2 separate regions of the Homo sapiens genome follow, and region 2 is linked to region 1. Evidence: chromatin loops called from intact Hi-C (ENCODE). Cell type or tissue: chondrocyte. All regions are shown on one strand. Region 1 overlaps POLR1A (RNA polymerase I subunit A). Region 2 has its middle 13 kb from the start of ATOH8.

Region 1 (5,000 bases):
TAAGCCTAGCAAGGAGTGACAGCAATGCCATCATGCAGCTTCCAGTCACCTCCTTGTGGGCTGTCCAGGAAGAGGCAGAAGCTAGTTCCGCCCAAGCCAGAATAATCTGCTGCACATCCTGTCCCCAGTCCTCTGCGGCATTCTCATCTGCCACCCACGGGGAGCAAATGAGCCCTGCACGCGCGCGCGCACACACACACACACACACACACACACACACACACACACACACACACCATGGGAATTCCAATTTCGTTGGTGTTGATGTACATGTCTGGGCAGATGACTGAGCGCGCAGCGTAGTCCACTCGCTTTCCCATCATGTGTTTTCGGAACAGGCCTTCTTTCTTCTCCAGGATCTTTATGGAGAAAAAAGGTCATAAAAAACATTCAACAAGAATTCCAGTAGGCTTATTAGTTTCTTGTTTCAATACACAATGTTTATTATTTATCTTCTGTAGCTAGCAATGGGAATCCAGTTTTTTGCTCACCTGCCTAATGCCTGGGTACTTGTCCATCATTAGTTTGTCCATCTCGCTATCAAACACAATATTGACGTGGCTCTGAAGGCGAATCCAAATGTTGTAAAGTTTGTCTATGAGGGACTGGCCTGGAAGTGTACTCAAAAAGGATCGGTCAATAGCAATCAAAGAGTCTTTTTCCTGGAAGATGAAACCAAGAAAACAGGGATGATGGAAAAAAGCTCCAAAAGGCCTGGCTTGATTTAATTTTTCTTTCTTACCCTGGATCTGACAACTATGCACTCTGGAGTTTATCTCCTCTGAACCTGACAGATCAGAGACAAACATGCTAATAAATCAATCTTGTAAGTACATGTCAATAAGACATATCAGCACTATTATATATTTACCAGCCTGTCTCTTTCTAGTAGTAAGATGAACTCAAAATTTATAAGCATGCTTCTTTCTTAAGGCATTTTTGCTGAAATCCCTTAATATGCAATTCCTAAAGAAAACTAAGAAGTCCTTCCCACATCAGTACATTTCTTATGAAGTTCTGTTATCTTGCCAGATAACCAATTCTCACATGCAGTTTCAGTTTTATTTATGGCTTTGAAAAACTTGATCCAAACCAATTACAAACATGCAGGTGGAACAATTTCTTAAAAGGAACTAGGTTTGCCATACGATATTCTATGTCATCAACTAAGATGTGGGTCTCCAGCTGAGCTATATCAAGTTAGTGGCTGATTGCCAAGTCTCATTGGAATATTTAACCAATCCTTTTTTAATATTTTTGCCCCTAGCCCTGTCTCCTCCTCTCTCCCACTCCCTACCCAGGGGACAGAAATACACAGAAGCCTTCAGCTGGCTTAGAGCACCACCTATTGATACTGTCTGGCCACCTACTGGCCCAATCGACTGGGTATGACACAAGGAGACAGATGGTCCCACGTCTTCCAGTGTGGGCAGATAAGAGAAGAAACCTGTCAGTGTCTTGAGGTGGGAGGGTGAGGGTGGGTGAAGATTCAGTAAACGAGAATGTTATGAAAACCCAGTAGTGATGAAGTGGGCTTGTCATCAAACCTGAGGAACACAGGAATCTTCTTTAGCTCTAGGGAAAATAGATGTATTCTACATAAAACACTCAGGGTCCCCTTCTGGCTGGAGTCCCAGAGGGAGATACGATCACCTGCATGATGACCGGGCCCTGTTAGCCCAACTCACTGCTCATGGCATTACCTGGCTCAAGACCAGTGATTGTGAAATGAGTGAGAACTTGTCTCACTGGAGTATCCCCAATGCCTAGACGGTGACTGGCAAGGGCTGCCATGAGGATGGAACACAGAGAGTAAGGGGGGAGAAAAAACACATCCTGTCAATCACAAGGAAAGAGGGCAGTGGGACATAGGAATCAGAGGATGCTATTTGCCCCTCAGAGGCGAAGCATTTGTTTGACAAAGGGGACGACCAATTTTTCTTTTTTTTTTAATTATTGAGATGGGGTCTAACTCTGTTACCCAGGCTGGAGGGCAGTGGTGCGATCACAGCTCTCTGCAGCCTCGACTTCCCTGGCTCCAGTGATCCTCCCACCTCAGCCCCCTGAGTAGCTGGCACCATAGGCATGAACCACCATGCCCAGCTATTTTTTGTATTTTTGGTAGAGACAGGGTTTCGCCATGTTGCCCACCTGGTCTAAAACTCCTGGGCTCAAGTGAACCTCCTGCCTCAGCCTCCCAAAGTGCTGGGATTACAGGCTTGAGCTATCATGCCTGGCCAGGCTGCCCGATTTTTAAGGGACATCAACCCTGGTCACTGGGTACAGTTATCCCATGGTCTTTTCTTGGAAACTGCACTAAGGCATGCACATGGCTGATGTCTTTTACACTAAGGAGTTTTTAAAAGCACACCAATGCGGGCCGATCAGGAAACAAGCAAAACCACAGAAAGCCCCAAGTGTAACCTGCACCATAAGTGTCCAAGAGACAGTGGCGCCACCTTGTGATGGGCCTGGCAGACAGCGGGACTGTCGCAGCGGCTGGAGTCTGAGAACCCGGACTGTCTACCCAAGGCTGCCTATTTGCATCCAGAGAGTACTTTAGAGCTGGGAAGGATCTTGATGACCTCAGCAAGCTTCCTGGGTGCCCAATTCACCTTTGTACCCACTGAACACCTACTAATTAACCCGGCACACAGATGGGGCTCAGGAAATGTTAGTTGAAACTGTCCTATTCTGAGAGGAATTTCCACTCTGCAATACTGCCTTCCTGACCCCAATGCTGGAGACATTAACGTGTCCAAAATAGAGCTGGCAACATGAGCTCTAGTACTGTGACCCAAAAGGGACACTCTTAAAGCCTGAGGGAAGTAGGCTATTCTTTCTAGAGCTGCGAGAGCTGGTAGCCCGGAACAGCCTAGGTGTGAAATCTCACCACAAATCACATGCACTTTATAGCAGACACTAGTATAAGGAAGTGACTCAACTAGGGTCACCTGGCATGGTCGTTCGGTGTAGAAGCTAGACCAGAACCCACACCTTTCCATGCTCAGACCCATGTGTGTCCCCCTAATGTTCCTAGGTGCCCCCTAAGCCCAGAGCTCACACTAAGGCTGCTGCCAGCTGCACAGAACATCCCAGGAAGCATCTCCCAGACCCAGTGTCTACATCCACAGCTCACAGAGTTAGCACTAAGCATGTGTGCTCATCACATCAGCAACAGAGCAGCCCTGACCTCATCTGTAGTGGGTGTGGCCACTTCCTCTGGCAACTTCTGTTCTTGGGCCATCAATGCCAGAAGTTTTCGAATCAGAACTACATCCTTCATGACAGCCTGCAAGTTCACCGTCTGGCCATTAGTAAACATCTGGTCTCCTAGGCGACTGACTGGGCGATACCTGCAGGGGGACATACGGAATAAATGAATGTTTAGTGTGAGGAAAGGGTCATGTTCTTCAGCCTCTCACCCATGCCTACTGTAGGGAGCACACCCCACCATGCTCAAAACAACCAACCTTCCTAACCAACATTCCGGCTGGGTGTGGTGGCTTAAGCCTGTAATCCCAGTACTTTGGGAAGCCATGGCAGGTGGATCACTGGAGGTCAGGAGTTCGAGACCAGCCTGGCCAACATGGTGAAACCCCATCTCTATGTAAAATACAAAAATTATTTGGGTGTGGTGGTGCGTGCCTGTAATCCCAGCTACTCAGGAGGCTGAGGTAGGAGAATCACTTGAACCCAGGAGGCAGAGGTTGCAGTAAGTCAAGGTCATGCCACTGCACTCCAGCCTGGGAGACAGTGCAAGACTCCACTTCAAAACAAACAAACAAAAACAACCAACATTCCTATTGCGTTCACAACAAACGGGAAGGAAAGCAAGCCCTCCCACCACCTGCACCTGGAGCGGAACTGCAGCTTTGTCTCTCAGTGCCCTTGGCCCTTTCACCTCTCCTAGAGGTCACATTTCAGTTCCTTAGTACGCTTTTTTTCAGGTGAAATAAGTTAATTAAAGGGTATTACCTTGAGGGCGGCACCACCAAGAAATCTAGAAAGAACACACTGGGATTGAATCTGGATTCCATACCATCATCATCCATTCCCGAAAAAAGGTAGTTCAGAAAGAATCCTGCGTTGGAAAGAAATAAACCAAGAAGACCATTTAAATCTATCACTAAGGGCATGGGAGGACAACCATAAAAATATTACTGAGTGAGGAAAAAACAGAATACAAGATAATATGTAGAGTTAAGGTCACAGTTTTCTTTTTTGAGAAAAGGTCTCACTCCTGTCGCCCAGGCTGCTGTGCAGTGGTGCGATCATGACTCACTGCAGCCTTGATCTCCCAGGCTTAGGCAATCCTGCCACCTCAGCCTTCCAAGTAGTTGGGACTACAGGTGCGTGCTATCATGTCCAGCTAATTTTTGTATTTTTTTTTTTAAGAGATGAGGTTTTGCTTGGTTGCCCAGGCTGGTCTCGAACTCCTGGGCTCAATTGATCCACCTGCCTCAGCCTCCCATATTGCTGTGATTGGAGGCATGAGCCAACGTGCCTGGCCTCATTTTTCTTTATAAAAACAAAAAATAGCCCCTGTGTACATGACAGTTTGTATGCAGGGGATATGATAGCATAAAAATGGGTACTACAGGGACAATAGCTCTTAAACCAGGGACTGAGATGGGCAAGGATGGGGAAGAAACTTCACTTGTTTTTAATCACCCTCCTGGACTATTAAAACACAGACAGCACACACATCATTACTTTGATCTTCATAAAAAATATGTTGAATAAAAAAATTTTTTTTTAAGTTAGCCTCCTCCCACCCCTAACAGTTACTGCCAAGAAAGGATCTTCTGTGGATCAAAGCTTTATTTCAGGTTTCTGGTTACTTTAAAAAATGCCTAGAGAAAAAGATTAAAATGTACTAGGGCCTGCCACAGAAGCAATCATACTAACTCCAGTGCTTTTTTTTTTTTCTGATACCTCTTTAACAACATGTTCATTTGTAAGCGCTTATTACACAGAGGTTATAGTCAGCGTTCCAC
Region 2 (5,000 bases), 340 kb before region 1:
GTGCACCATAGTCACATGGGAACGTAGGCTGATAGAGGCTGATGCGTGCTTCCACAGTTGCAGAGGCAGGTGAAGGAAGTTTAGCCAATTGTACACTGGCCCTTAAGGCTTCTGTCTAGAGTGACACATGCCCCTTCTGCTTACAATTCATTGACTAAAGCAAATCTCATGGCTGTGCCTAATTTTAAAGATGGAAGAGTCGTGCAATGCTACTGTCTGTGTGGAAAGAGGAGAAACAGGAATATCTGTGACCAGCTTTATTGACTGCCACAGAGTAGGGAGCTGGTCCCTAGAGCTGCCTCAGATCCCACAGGCTAAAATTTCATGTGGCCCTGCCATCCTGTGATCCTGGTTTATACTTACACAATGTTCCTCTTACCCCACACATGCTTCACAGTGCCCACCATCCTCCACGTACATTTGTGTATTTCTTGCAGCTTAAGACATCCCTCCCTAGACTTCTTCCTTCTTTTGAATGCTCCTTTCCCAACTGGGGGCTCCCTCCTTCAAACGGTCTAATGCGGCACAAATTCCTTTGTGTCTTTGTTTTGCAGCAAGGTGGGAGGATCTACAAACCCTTTTACTGGGGAATATCAGAGAAGACTGCCAGAAATTCTACTTGTACACATAAAGACCTTGTAGGTTCCCCTGGCAGACACTGTTAATAATACAAATCTATATGGTATTCTAGTGCTCACTATTTGCTAAGCACTGTGCTAAGAACTTTGAATTATCTCATTTAAAATACTTTTGGCTGGGTGCAGTGGCTCATGCTTGTAATCCCAGCACTTTGGAATGCAGAGGTAGGAGGATCGCTTGAGACCAGGAGTTTGAGACCAGCCTGGGCAATATAGCAAGACCCCCATCTCTAAAAAAAATTAAAATATTAGCCAGGCGTGGTGGTGTGCACCTGTAGTCCCAGCTACTTGGGAGGCTGCAGTGGGAGGACCACTTGAGCTCACTAGTTGGAGGTTGCAGTGAGCTGTGATTGTGGCACTGTACTAGAGCCTGGGTGACAGAATGATACCCTAACTCTAAAAGAAGAAAAATAAAATAAAATCCTTAAAACCTCACTTTGCAGATGAAGAAGCTACGGCATAGAGAGGTAAGCAACTCTCTCGGTGCACCTCATATTCCAGTACACACCCAAGAGAGATGGTGGGCTTTTGGGGCTGATGGACCAGCCCTGGAGACTGAGGTTAATCTCTGGGGAGGGAAGTAAAAGGAAGGAGGCCGCTTCAGGTGGGCAGAGCTTACCTCCAAGGAAGAGACAACCTGGGATCCAGGAGAAACACACTTAATGGGGCAGAGTGTGGTGTCCTTCAGATGCACTTGGCCCAGACTCAAGTTATTCGAGAAGATTGAGAAACAAAAAGAAAAGAAGCTGTCTCTGGTTGAGCACGTATAGTGCCCAAACTGTGGTCTCTAAGTATCTTTTCTCACTGAAGGGAACCAAGGCTTCTTGGAGAATTGCCTGTTTCCAGGTCTGGGGCAACAAATACACAAGATGAGCCCAGAACATCCTGAACCAGAAAGCGAGAAAGTGACCAAACACCACGAGGGGCATGTCAAAAGGACTCAGGTGCCAACTTGAAGGAGCTCCCACTGGATAAAATGGGATTATTTGTGCATCCCAAAACAAACCAAAACAAACATACAAAAATCCTGCAATGAGCTGAAACACATCAAATATTGTAAAATCCAAGAATTCAAAATGACAACAAAAAAGAACCAAGTCACTATTCTGAGAACTGATCAATTAAGGAAACACGTTTTTTTAAAAACTGTCTTTGGGGCCTCCCAGATACACAGCGAATTTGAGGGTTAGTTGGAAGGCACCCCATGTTCTCTCCAAGATTCTTTTACTGGCTTTCTCCAGGCCTGAATTTCCACCATTAGAGACTCATTTCTTTGGGTTTACAAAGTTTCGGAATCAAAGTCAAAATACCCTTGGGAAAGGTTTGTTGACTACTGTCCTTGAAGATCGTGGTAAAGGGAAAGTGGAAAGTCCTGTGGTTCCTAGGGTCTGGATAGATAGTGCTACAGCCAGAGAAGAGGAGCCAGGAAGGTCAAAGGATTTGGCAACATCAGCTCGGGCAGGGATTCTTCAACCTGAATGTGCAGGAGAATCCCATGGCTGGCCATCTAAAGTTCAGCTCCTCAGTGGCCCAATCACATGGGTTCTGATCCAGCAGGTAGAAAGAATGGAAGAAAGGTACATTTTATTACATACTCCAGGTGATTAGGACACAGGCGGTCCTGCCATCGCCCTCTGGGGGACACTGGATCTTCCTTCTTGGACTGTGTACCTTCCTGCTCCAGAGCCCCTGACCATCAAGCTGAGCACCGACAGCCACTGCAGACTCCATCAGGCCCTCTCTCTGGGATCTCTTCGGTACTGCCAGCTCCCTTAAAGGTGCCAGGCTCTTCCCTGTATGGAGAAGCTGGCACCATAGAGAAGCGACCCAGCCACACAGGTCCTGGTGCCAGCTCTGAGCTGCCTGCTCTCGTCCTGTCTCACGGCTTCCCAAGCTGACGGACCTGCCTGGCTTCTCATGTGACTGCCCACTCACTCCTGGCCTGATGCTTGACAACACGTCTGGGACTCTCCTGGGCCAAGGACCCTACATCTCAGCCCAGGTCCCGCATGCTCTCTCAGTCCTGGGATCCCTGTCTCCTTTCCCATGCCACCTCCCAGCATCCTTGTTCCTGGGCAGGAGGTGCTTTGCAGCCCTGCTCCTCAGCTCTGTGACCCAGCCAGATTGGTGGCCAACTGCCCTCACTCTGGGGTCAGCTAACCACCTCTCTGTCCTCCTCCTCACCCTGCCACCTCACCTAGTCCCTTCCACCTCCATGGACTTCCCCTGGGGCCTCCCTCCCCACATCACAACCCTCCTTTGCTGAGATGAGCCCCACATCCCATGAGCTCATCCTTTCTTAGCAATGCTCCTCGGACCACCTCTTCCCCATGGACTGAGCCCCAGCTGGGGGCTGACCTTCGGCATCAAACGCCTGGCCCTTGACTCACAGCTCCCCTGTTCTGACACCCGGCCTTTGCCTGACCCCATGGGCAGGCCTGGGCGCCAGCCTTGCCCCCCCTGGCTGGCCCGTCCCCCTGCCGCCTGAGCCTGGGTTATGACATCTTTCCACTGAGCAGCTCTTATTTTGAGAAGGCAAACACGGCGGCGCCCACAGGCATGTGCACACGCCAGCACACGCACACACATACCCTGTCCATCCCCGGACTCCTCGCGCACTGGGGTTAAAATGTGGCTGGCCATGTTTATTTTTCTTCCTCTAATTTCCCCTTTGGAACAAACAACAGTCCTGTAACCCCGATCACCCTCCCCTTTCAGATCTGTGGTCTCCCACCACCCTTCTCCCGGGTCCTCCCCTCGCAGCTGTGAATGAGAACAGAGTAAGTCTTTTAGCGGGAGGCAGCAGCCTGAATGAATTGATCACAGCCTCAAAGCCAGCAGGATGGGGGGATGGTGAGCATGTGTGTTTGCTTCTTAAACGCTATTTGTACACCCTGAAGCTTCTATTTTTCCATGTGACTTGGAGCAAATGCCTTCCCCCAGCCCTCCATCCTTTTAAAATTTATTTCATTTCATTTTTGGTCCAATGCATTTTGTTTTCTGTTTTCTACAAGGGAGCCCGAATCAGGGCCTCAGAAAAACAAGGCCGAGCTGCCAACTGGAAATGTTTGCTCTGGGGGCGAGTTCGGAGGCTGGCGTCAGGCGGGGCAAGATCCGTGCCAGTGGAATGTGATTTGGGGAGGAAGCTGCAGGTCACTCAATCGCTGGCAGCCAGCCCGGGAGCAACTGGATGCTTTCTGGGCTGTGTGTGTGTGTGTGTGTGTGTGTGTGTGTGTGTGTGTGTGTGTATGTAGAGTTTTTTCCCTCATGCAAACAGAGCTCTGGAGACATGGAGACAGAAGCATTAGGAACAAATGAGACAGGGGGTTGGAAAATCAGGGGATCTGGGGGAATAAGGTGGGCTGGGGCGGGGAGAGGGTGCCAGGAGCTTGAGCAGCCATGTTATTCAGCATGTGCTGTGTGTTCAGCTCTGAGCTGGGAGCCTGCAGGAGCAAGGAGGGCTGCAAACCACATCAGCCCCCAGTGATCTGTGGGTTCTTTGGAGAAACAAGGCTTTCAGTATAGAACACTGGCAGGTGAGCCTGGAAGTTCCCAAGAGCGGAGTGTGTTCCTCTGGGCTGAGTGTGTCCAGGGAAGGCTTCCTGAAGGAGGTGTGGTAGGATCAGAGCCCTGAAGCATGTATGGTACTGCACTGAGAGGAGAGGAGAGACGTTCAAGGTGCAGTTATTAGCTGCCATCTGCCAAGCCCTGTGCTCAGCCCTTTACATTGATAATCTCCCTTTAATCCTCACAACAACCCTATGAGGGCCAGTAATCTTTCTATCCTAGCTTTGCAAACAAGGAAACTGAGGCCCGGTGAGATCAAGGAACTCAGCCAAACTCCCAGCTTGTAGGTGGTGAGCCAAGGGTCAATTCGGGACCATCCTTGTCCAAAGCCTGGGCTCTGTCCACCACCGCTGAGGGCCACTTTTCACTTAGCCGAGTTCCTTGTGGAAGGGCTTGTTTTCCCTGCCCCACTCAAAAGAGGATTGTTGAATTCAAGATGGGGAATGTTGGGGACCTAAGATGCCAGGGTAGACTTCCAGGGGGCAGTGTGACAAACGCTCCGAAGCCAGAGAGATAAACTACCTTGTTTCCTTGTTCCCAGGAGGTAGTGGCTGGGCCCCTTGGCAGTCCCCCCAGGGTTCATATCAGGTCAGCCCTCTCCTGCAGCCTACCCCCCTTACCAATGACCCACGCCACCCTCACACTCCCCCACACACCCCCATCACATGTCAAGTTCTTTGCCACCCCAAAGTGAAGGTCCGCCCACTTCCAGGAGTCCTCAGAAGTTATCTGTGTTGTTCTGAGTCACGCACGAAACTCAGTGAACCAGACAGAATGGATTTTCCCCAGGCAGCC

The links. Hi-C counts contacts between places; a loop is a spot of excess contacts. Peaks named below come from ENCODE experiments on the same cell type or tissue, not always from the same donor. Only the 100,000 strongest peaks of a DNase experiment are listed, where the experiment ranks them.
Region 2: it touches region 1 in a loop (2.6-fold over the local background); 18 of 110 quality-filtered maps call a loop at or near these places.

The regions. Positions count from the first base shown.
Region 1 is chr2:86,077,623-86,082,622 of GRCh38, forward strand. POLR1A (RNA polymerase I subunit A) reads right to left here. Exons shown (of 34, transcript NM_015425.6): 8 at 3,979-4,084; 9 at 3,194-3,356; 10 at 492-662; 11 at 237-359. Among named protein-coding and RNA genes, the nearest start is that of POLR1A, 26 kb to the right of the region's middle. In chondrocyte, CTCF peaks have their summits at 1,338 (motif pointing left), 1,548, 2,461 (motif pointing left), 2,667 and 1 weaker place; a DNase peak (open chromatin) is centred at 2,480.
Region 2 is chr2:85,738,880-85,743,879 of GRCh38, forward strand. No RefSeq gene overlaps it. Among named protein-coding and RNA genes, the nearest start is that of ATOH8, 13 kb to the right of the region's middle. In chondrocyte, a CTCF peak has its summit at 3,063; no DNase peak of the experiment used is centred here.